Linked DNA regions of Homo sapiens: region 1 is linked to region 2. Evidence: read pairs that join two places in POLR2A ChIA-PET (ENCODE). Cell type or tissue: HCT116. All regions are shown on one strand. Each heading gives the region's core, and the rest is flanking DNA. Links, peaks and the distances in the headings are about the cores only. Region 1 has its middle 26 kb from the start of RANBP17. Region 2 overlaps RANBP17 (RAN binding protein 17).

The links. Peaks named below come from ENCODE experiments on the same cell type or tissue, not always from the same donor. Only the 100,000 strongest peaks of a DNase experiment are listed, where the experiment ranks them.
Region 1: POLR2A ChIA-PET joins it to region 2 with 5 read pairs; 5 of 35 experiments call an interaction of 5 or more read pairs at or near these places.

Annotation. Positions count from the first base shown.
Region 1 is chr5:170,833,285-170,838,674 of GRCh38, reverse strand. No RefSeq gene overlaps it. Among named protein-coding and RNA genes, the nearest start is that of RANBP17, 26 kb to the left of the region's middle. In HCT116, for the core only: no CTCF peak of the experiment used is centred there; a DNase peak (open chromatin) is centred at 2,268.
Region 2 is chr5:170,890,244-170,895,633 of GRCh38, reverse strand. RANBP17 (RAN binding protein 17) reads right to left here. Exons shown (of 28, transcript NM_022897.5): 4 at 3,081-3,247. Among named protein-coding and RNA genes, the nearest start is that of RANBP17, 31 kb to the right of the region's middle. In HCT116, for the core only: no CTCF peak of the experiment used is centred there; no DNase peak of the experiment used is centred there.

The DNA of each region.
Region 1 (5,390 bases), core at 85-5,084, 57 kb after region 2:
TCATACCAGCTTTGAATCTTTGGTTTTAAGCCAAAAGAAAAAACATCCCCATTTTTTCATCTTGTTTTTCCCTCTTTCCCTTCCAGAAAAATTATAAATCTGCCACAGATGATTTCAAGCCAATGTTGACATCAGATTCCAAGTTTAGAGAGGATAAATAGGATATTTAAAAATCCAAAAATGCTCTTCTGGGATGCAATTTTTTAAAAGACAGCTTTTGGGTTTAAAGCAAACTATAATCTTGACAGTAGAATTGTAGTTTTTGCCTTCTGATTCGTTCTGGAAGCCAAACCCTGAGAGAGTTATTGTATGAGAATAAAATTGTTTTATAGTGAAGTCCAAGAAGTATTAATAAAGAAAAATTATGTAAAATATAAAGTTTATTATCATGTATGATTTAAAAATTGTTAGGGAGCTATTTTCCATTCCTTTTTTTTTTAAACCTCCTTCCCTCTCTCTTTCTTCCTGCTTTCTTCCTTCCTTTTTTTCTTCTTAGTCATAAGACTAACATGTCCAATACATTTAGGCTACTATTTTATGAAATACTAGAAAGTATCTATGGCCCAACTTAACTGGCTTCTGTTTATTTGGGTTTGGGGGTCAAGTGAGGTTCTGGGCATTATTTAACACACCATGACTCTAAAATAACTACTAAGCGACTGGGCATGGTGGCTCATGTCCGTAATCCCAGCACTTCGGGAGGCTGAGGCAGTGGATCACCTGAGGTCAGGAGTTTGAGACCAGCCTGCCCAACATTGTGAAATCCCATCGCTACTAAAAATACAGAAAAATTAGCCTGGCATGGTGGCATGTGCCTGTAATCCCAGCTACTCAGGAGGCTGAGGCAGGAGAATCGCTTGAACCCGGGAAGTGGAAGTTGCAGTGAGCCGAGATCACACCACTGCACTCCAGCCTGGGCGACAGAGCAAGACTCTGTCTCAAAAAGAAAAAAAATGTAAATAAAAAAAATTTTAATAAAATAAAATAAAATAACTATTACCAATAATAGAGGATAGGACTTCTTTTTAAACATGGTAAAAGAGTTCTCACATGTATTGCGGTTTTCTCCTCAAACTCCACTAAAATGATACCGAAGGAATTTGAAAAATACAAACTAATAAAGGCAAAGAGAACAGGAGAGGGCTCCACGGCAAATGGGGGAACTCAACACAATGTTTGGAAGCTGGAAAGCAAATGAATAGGTGGTAACTGATTTAGTACAGCAGGGACAGGGCAGACCTAGAGATCCATCACGGGAGAAGATGACAAGAGGCCAGCCATGTTGCACTGCAGAACTTCCGAATGTCAAGACGTGAAAGCGATATGAGCCCCTGGAGGCAGGGTTGTGGACTGGGCCTGAAAACGGGATGTTTTGAAAATTGCTATATAGAAAAGTAAGATTCCTTTGCAGGTATCTCGTTCAAAAGAATGAGAAAAAGAAAAAAAAAAGACAAGGAGTTTAATTTCTTGTAAGATTTGCTCAGTTTGGGCCAGTGATAAGATGCTGGACCAGGAGATTAAGGGGAAGTCAGTGGACTGAACAGGGAGACCTCAGGCCATTTCCCTGGGGGCTCCCAGAATGCTGGCAGCCAGGTCTACATCTTCCAAGTGAGAAACTGGGAGAATCCTTCTGTGGGGAAACTGACCTATTTGGGAGATGTTACCTTCAGATAGTGCACATGTTACTTGGCTAAACCTAATTTTTAAATTAAAAGCAACAGTAACAAAACACAATCAGACAATCGCCTATGGCTTTGTTTGAATCTTGACTTGCCTGTCACTAACTTGTGACCTTAAGTAATTTCACCGACTTGATCTTAAAACTTCCTTAAAATTGAAAAATCTTTCACTGAATTGTAATGAGGATGAAATGAGATACATATGTAAAAGCTTCTAGGGGATACAGAGGCACTTAATAAACAGCAGGGTTTTTTTTTAATTAGTTCATAGTGACCAATAATTATAGTAAAAGTAAGTCCTCTTAGAATAATTAACCTACTCTGGCACAGTAACCTTTGGCCGAATATTACTCTGGGCAGAATATTATATTGGCTTGCTTTAGACTCTTGCTAAGTGGCTTGGCTGTTGCCTGAGAAACGGTGATTGAAACTAGACATACAGATTTCTGTCTAAGTATGATAGATGAGGTAAGATAACAGTGGAAAAAGAGGGGAGCTCGAAGAAGAGGGGGAAAGAGAATTGATTTTGGTTTCCTTCAAAGGGTTGGTGTCATTTTTCTTAGATTTGTCATCATGTCTTGTTTGATCACTTGAAACCTAGGTGTCAAATACCACTGCATGTTTCACAAAAGCGGCAGGTTTTATAGAGGAATTGGAAAGGTCTGCAGATAAAGAGGAAAGGAAGCGATGGTGTTAGACTCTAGGTGCTATCCTGGAGAAGGACAGGTACCCCAGAACAGAGTGCATTGAAAAACCCCTGCACAGGAAGTAGAATTAGAGGAACAGGCTGATGTGGGTATCGAGGGGACACATACCAAAGGCCCTCTAGGTTCCAAGTATTGGCCATTCGGTTTTCTCTGAAATCTTCCAACTATAACCTTTGTCCAAATAGCTAGCTCATGATGCCACTATTACATACCCTGTTTGACAGATGAGAAAATATAAGCAAAGAGGTTAAGTAATTTGCCCAAGATTGACTTCTTAGCAGAGACAGGATTTGTGAATCTCACTCCAAAGTACATCTACCTTTTTTTAAAACTCCATTATTCCATCTCTTCCCAGACATGAACTTATTTTTATGAAATAAGTGTATGCAAGCCCTTTGTAAGGCATAAAGTTTTACATAAGCTCAAGACATTTTAGATATTATTTAATATTTGAAAGGCAAACGACACCTGAAAATCTGGGGTGCAGTTGTGCTTGTGTAACACTCAATGTATTTAGTTTGCCTTCTGCTTGTGGAGCAGGTTGAAATAGGAGAAGGGAATATGAGGCTGAAATGGAGATAAAGTGGAGATAGAAATGAAAGATGATGGGTTTTGGTATTTCAAGAGAAAAAGAATAATAGAATTATTTTTGTGGTGTAGAAATTGCTCAGCTTAAACATTTGTTTCTCTTGCATTACAAAATTATGTAAGTATAATGTGGATTTTCTTGGTGTAAAATTAAACAGGAATTATTTTGAGGCTGATCCACAAAAAGTTTAGGTTCTTGCTACTGAAAGTGTGGACTGGGACCAAGTTTTGGCTCCTCTTGGGAGCTTGCTGGAAATGCAGAATCTGGGCCCCACCTGAGTCAGACCGTGCACAGATCCCCAGGTGACGTGTATGCACATGGTGGTCCCTGAAGCACTGTTTTAGACCAAAAGCTAAAGGTTGTGAGTGAAGAGAAAAGGGCACGAATTTGGACAAGGGCTTTTCAGGGTTACATATTTTCGATGAGAATAAGGATTTTCAGGAAGTATTCTGAGTATTTTTTAAATGAATAAACAGACTAGGAACAAATCATCCCAATTGCCATGGAAGTGACTGGACTGTGGCCTGAGAGGGGGGCTGTAGTGGGCATGTGTGTTATAAATGAAGCTCATTAAACAACAGCAAAAGTTTAGGTATTAACAGAGATCAGGACATTCAGTGCAGCCTCCTGTTTACCAGTGACATTTAATTACCCAAAGAAGGTCTGAGTGAAATCTTGAAATTTTAGCTTAAACATTTCCCTTTAATATGTTAAGTAAGTTCTAATAAAACAAATGTGGATTTCTGTCTTGTCAAAGCAATTTAGTATTTTATAATGCTAAGGAGGAAAAGAGATATCCAATATCGAACACCTTGAAGAAACCAGAAGAGGGGAAGTCTATGGTGCCCTTAGGTGTCTTGAGTCCCCACGGGGGGCCAGATCCCATTTCCTGGCAGTCCGTTCTCACTATTTGTGACCTTGCACTCTGCAAAGCATGATGCTGGGAGCCATTGGTGGGGGATGTGAGGCAGAAAGACAGTGATTCAAGGCTTCCCAGCAAGAGCTACAGGTCTCTGACCTAAAGAAAATTACAATTCCTCAGGTCCTCAGAGAGTGAATTAAGAATTTACATGCATTCAGTCAATTTATCAGCATATACTTAGTAAACATATACTTCTTGAACAGCTCTGTACAAGAAGGCTTATACCAGAGCACAAGCCTTAATTCTTTTCTTCCAGGATTTTTAAATCTCCATGCCCAAAATGGCAGAGTGTTTTACAAAGGGGTGGGTGACGTCTGTTTGGATAGGAGAGAGCACTGTAATAATTCACTGCCTGTATTTAGGACTGAACAGTGGACAAAGCACATTCAGAGTCAGAGGGAAGTAATCGGTTTTCCCATTTTAGAGCCATGGAGCAGGTTGGGAGAGGTTTAATAACCCAAGGTCAAGCCTTGCTATAAACCGACAGAACTGGAAATAAAATCTAGGTCTTCCATCATTTAATTCCATGAGGAAAGAATAACCCAGATGATGATCATGATGATGGTGGTGGTGGTGGTGATGGTAATGGTGATGATGGTGGTGGTGATGGTGGTGATGGTGATGATGATGATGGTAGTGGTGGTAGTGGTGGTGGTGGTGGTGATGATGGTGATGGTGGTGGTGATGGTGGTGGTGGTGATGGTGATGGTGGTGGTGGTGGTGATGATGATAGTGGTGGTGATGGTGGTAAGGAAGGGTAAAAGACAGGAAAGGCAGTGCTAGGGACTCTCCTCCTTAAATAAAGAACAGTATTGCTAGGCCTTCCACTAGTGTTTGTTCTGGCTGAAGGAGAAAAGTGAGTGGCTTCAACGGACTGAAACTAGGACAAGCAGAGGGACTGGGGCATCCCAACGTGATCTTAGCACATATGGGGATTCCCAGAGCTTCATCAAGTGGATGTAACTGAAGAATCCTCATTGTAACCCACAACCGAGGTTAAAAAAGTCAGGAGCTTCACTAAATGTATCTGGCAAGCATTTCGTTTTCCCTTAAATAAAATAAATTCCCTTAATAAAGCCAATGGAGGCAGGGTTGGTGGCAGGGGTGGGAGGTGGAGAGGGTATGTGTGATTTATTACAGAGCAAGAGGAGGGCCTTGATGACTCTGAACTATCTATTTACAACTGCTGGCTCGAAAACCAAGTTGTACACTGGTTTCTCTTTTTGTGCCAATCTTACATTTTTTAAAGAATATAACTTTTATGAATATCATCATTAGTGCTATAAGCACAGGGAAGTATAAGTTAATTCTACAGTAAAGTGATTATTAAATCCATTAGTCATATACAAGGAATCCATAATTAACTTATTCTCCAGCATCAAGTAAATGATTCTACAGTGTGCTTTAAGAAAGCAATTGTTCACTAATATGCAAAATACAGCAGAACTATTAGATCATAAAGCCATGCAATCTTATAATTAAATTATAAATTT
Region 2 (5,390 bases), core at 245-5,244:
CTCAACAATAAATAAATAATAAGTAGCTTAGGCACTAATTCAAATCTCTTGTTCTAATATCAGATAGGATCACTTAGGCTCTTTTAACATTAATTGTGCATGTATATGAAATTGTTACATACCTATAATGATGGCATGTAAAGTACACAATGCAATGAGATAAATACATGACTATCTATATAATGTTTTTAATTTAATCAGCTTCCAATTTAATCTCAAATTTTCCATCATTAAAATTCAGACTTTATATGCACATTACTAACAAACTACCCTTGTGTGAAATCATACTGGAATTATGAAAATCATAAATGCAGCATCCAATTACATTGCAATCATTTTTAAAAACTGACACAGAAGATAGATACACTTTTCAAATCTTAATTTTATAGTTGGTCATTCCTTTTAACTATCACAGAATTCCATTATCACTGGATGTAATTAAATTCAAATTATCTCAGAACAAAAAAAGGTCTCACAATTTTTGCATTTTAATTATTTATGGCCTTTCAAGACAGTCTGAGTGTCTGAACTGAGCTCCAGATTTCCTACACACTGAAACATCCATCCTATGTGTACACCAGGTTAATGTTCCCCAAAGTGTGGTACCCTGACCAATTGCTAGAACCAGCTGATTGATGACCTACAAACTCAATTCTAATTTGAAAATAGTTTGTTACTCGTCCATGACAAAATAAAGAGCATGTAACAGATTATAAAACAGCTAAGTCACAAAGTACACTAGGTCAGCTGGCTTTTTTGTCATAGCAAGTCTTTCTCAATGAAGAAGGCACTATGTTCATTTACAGTCTTACATAAGCTCCTTATCTTGCTGAAGACCGGTAATTTGAATAGCACTGCCCTAAATGACAGTAGGATCTCCTGAGTATATCAGTAGAAAGGAGACACATAAGTATGTTTGGAGTGTGGCAGCAAGAGGGCCATAATAATAGAAAAAAGAGAATGCACAAAAGTTCAGGCTGTTAAAGATGTGACAAACTTAAAATAACTTTTAGGACAAAATTCACAAAAGCTGCTAATACTCAAAGGAACCATATGATAATATTCTAGAAAACTAAAACACTAAAGCCAAAATTGACTTTCTCATGATGCAGGGTTAGGTCAAGCCATATATATATATATATATATAAAAAACACGTACTAACTATTCTATGGTGATACTATTATATAATAAACTTTCAAGCTAAAACATGTTGTTTCTTTTGGTCTTCCAGAACTGGTAAAGGTACATTGAATCCCAACTTAAGTTGAGCTTACTGGCCACTAAAGAGGGAGCTTGAGAAATGTTAGCCAACAAGAATTTCATTCAATTTCAACCCTGACTTTATTTTTAAAGAACTGCATGGTCGCCTCTTGTCTACTCAAATAAATCTTGATGAACAATCTTAGTAAAAGACAAAAGGGGGATGCTACTGTGCTTGCCAAACTTACAAATGCAACTCTGAAGTGTGAAGCTCATACTTGTCCTGAATAAACTATCCTTCTGCCCTAGTATAAACTGATCTCCTCAGAGCTAAGAACACTTATTCCTGTGGAGTTCTAAATGATCAAATATTTGTTAACCAGGTTTTAACAACATAGATAAGACAGAAGCAGCATAACCTAGCATTTCATATTCTGAGGTTTCCAGCACTGCACTATATGATGAAGTTATATCTTAGACAGGGGTTGAATTTTAAAGTTACTGCATAAAAGTAAAATCTCCGAAAGTCAAAATTGCCCATACTCAACCATGAACCAAAACTGAACCATCTATTAATCAAAACTGCCAATTTTTCCTCAAGAATACTAACAGAGCATGGATTTTTCTTTTTTTTTTTTTTGAGACGGAGTCTTGCTCTGTTGCCCAGGCTGGAGTGCAGTGGCGCAATCTCCGCTCACTGCAAGCTCCGTCTACCGGGTTCACGCCATTCTCCTGCCTCAGCCTCCCGAGTAGCTGGGACTACAGGCGCCCGCCACCACGCCCAGCTAATTTTTTGTGTTTTTAGTAGAGACAGGGTTTCACCGTGTTAGCCAGGATGGTCTCGATCTCCTGACCTCATGATCCGCACGCCTTGGCCTCCCAAAGTGCTGGGATTACAGGCATGAGCCACCACGCCCAGTCCAGATCATGTTTCTTTAGCTGGACATCAGATAAAATAGTTCTCTTCTACTTGGGAATTACGTTTGTATGAAAAAATATATACATATATCTTCAAATATCTGAATCATACTGAGCAAGGCATGACAGTCATCCTGAGTAAGAGTAAACAGGAAACAAGAGCAGATTCAGGTTTCCCTAAATCAGCCCAGGACATGGAATCACTGGCATGATTTAGTTTAATGTTTTCTTGCCTCTGTTTATTTTGTTTTGGTTTGGTTTGGTTTTTTTTTTTGGCTGTCCATATATCTGAATTTATGTAAGTTAAATGTGCATATACTATGACTTTATTTTAATCACTTAGGTTAAAAATATTGTTTTTAAAATAACTATTCTTTATTGATATATAATAGCTGTACCTATTTGATACCTATATACAATGTGTAATGATGAAATTGAAAACATTCTTGAGAAACTGATATAGTCAATGTGGTATAGTGTAAAAATTAAAAAATTAAAAAATTTATCGTAAGTTGGAGGCTTATTAAATGCTAGCTGTATGCGTTAATCAGTCACTATGCAATCTTACAGAAATTATTTAACCCCTCTAAGCCTGTTTTCTTGTTTACAAAATAAAATCTATTTCATTTTAGGTTGTGATGAACATTTAATTACATAATCTATGAAAAGCATTATATACATGTTTTATATATACAGTACATAGACATATGTGTCATAAATGTACACACATTTTGAAATTAGAAAACATGATTATTTACATTCTTCTGATTTGGAAATTATGTAACAGCACGATCCTCATTTACTAACAATAAATGATAAAGGATCCAGAGGATAAATAATAAATCATAATTAACATGGTACTGGTAGTCACAAAACAAACTATATCGCTTTAAGAAGAGCAGTATTCTAAACCAAAAAAAGCAAGTAGTGATGTTCTAACCATGTAGCAATGACTTCTTACCTGGAGAAACTTCTTCACATCAGCAATAATTTCTCTGAAGACAAATTGGTCTTTCTGAACCTCAAACCACCCCAACTTAGTGATTTTAGCAATGACTTGAATAAGAGCTTGGATGACAAAGGGAGCCAGCTTGGGCTGTGATGCCACGTAATTCAGAATGTAGTTTCCTACAAAGAAAACACTCCATGGGTCATCTGGACTTTTCAGAAACAACATAGTGTGAATCATATGAAGAAAGAGAGGTGGGGGTGGGGGAAGGGGAGGGAGAGCATTAGGACAAATACCTAATGCATGCAGGGCTTAAAACCTAGATGACGGGTTGATAGGTACAGCAAAACACCATGGCACATGTATACCTATGTAACAAACCTCCATGTTCAGCACATGTATCCCAGAACTTAATGTAAAAAAAAAAAAAAAAAAAGAATTTTGTGAACTTTAAACAAAAAAGTTGCAGTATTTGTTACAAAAAACAGAAAAAGAGGTGGCAATGACATGCTGTGACAAAAAGTTAATAGCTCTCCTCAAGACATATGTTTATTTATACAGTTCTTTTATTAGGCTTCTTTTGAAAAAGCAAATTTGTTCCAATGCATTTGATATATTAGGGAAAAACGTGAATAGAACACTTTTGTTGAATATGTCACTTTTGTTTCTGCATGATTTTATCTACCAAAAAATGCTAGGTGAATGCAGAAAACCGAAACCAGGCTGATATGGTTTGGATTTGTGTCCCTGACCAAGTCTCATGTCCCCAATGTTGGAGGAGGGACCTGTTGGGAGGTGATTGGATTATAGGTGCAGATTTCCATCTTGATGTTCTCATGATAGTAATTTTCACTAGATCTGGTTGTTTAAAGTGTGAAGCACCTCCCCCTTCTCTCTTTCTCCTGCTCCAGCCATGTAAGCCATGCCAGCTTCCCCTTCACCTACTGCCATAATTGGAAGTTTCCTGAGGCCTCCCCAGCCATGCTAACCGTACAGCCTGCAGAACCATGAGCCAATTAAACCTCTTTTCTTTATAAATCACCCAGTCTCAGATATTTCTTTATAGCAGTGTGAGAACCAACTAATATACAGGCCAACTGAACAAAACGCATATACCTCAAACATCTACTATGTATCATCAACCCCACCCATCCTTATCTGGTATTATATCTTTCCATACTATTTCAGATCATCTTTCTTTCACCACTTTACAATAACTCACAAGCTGCAACCCTTCTGAGTCCCACTTCTAAGAACAAACTTCAGGTCTTTCCCAAGGTAAAGTGTCATATTTATTGTACTATGCTTTCCTTAACCATTTAATGTGTAAAACTCTACTAACCTTTGATTTGATTTGTATCTTTTTCTAAATATGTCACTGACAAAACTTTTAAATTTTATTTTCATAATCTGATTTCTCTCATAAGCCCTGTGCTTTTTATTATGTAGCATTGCATAGCACAGTCACTTTTAGGAACATGTCATGTTATAGCAAAAGTGACTATACACTGTCTTCTTGAGGTAGCATTAAAAATACAAATAAACCCCATCTCTACAAAAAATTGTTAAAACATTAGCTGGGTATTGTGACATGCGCCTACAGTCCTACCTACTTGGGACACTGAGAATGACTATGCCACTGCACTCCAGCCTGGGTGACAGAGTGAGATCCCGTCCCACCAAAAACAAACATAAACAGTATAATATGATAAAATAAATATATAAATTCAAGAAAGCATAAGTAGAATAGTAAAGTCAAGCTTGTAATAAAGTTAATACACCAAAACTGTTAAAAGTGGATAGCAAATTCAGTTATGAGCTTTCTAGTTGACTCATGAAGTCAGATAACAAATACACCAAGAAGTCTCTCGGAAAACTACAAGAAGAATTTTTAAAAGAGAAAAAACTCCATTTCCACTTTGGCCTGAAAGGCCAGCATGCCATTTGGGAAAATAGTAAAGAAAAGGTAAATACCTCAATATTTAATTAAAAACAGCTTTGATGGAAACAACTCCAAAATCCAAGAATGTATGCAACAAGCATTCTTGATAATTGTAGTAAGATTCTTGATATTTAAAAAAGTTCTTGTAACTATTATACTTCAACCTTAATTTTTATTAATATTAAAATAGTTATACAATAAAAAAGATAAAATACATTTTGAAAAAAAGCATAATTTCCTTAGCATTAGGACAAATATCAGAGAAGTTTCTCCTACGAATCACAGTAATATGGTTCTAAGCTTTGTTGCATGTAATCTTTTATTTCAATAACAAAACATAAGAAGATGACACTGCTTCCTGAATATAAAAGAAAATCCAG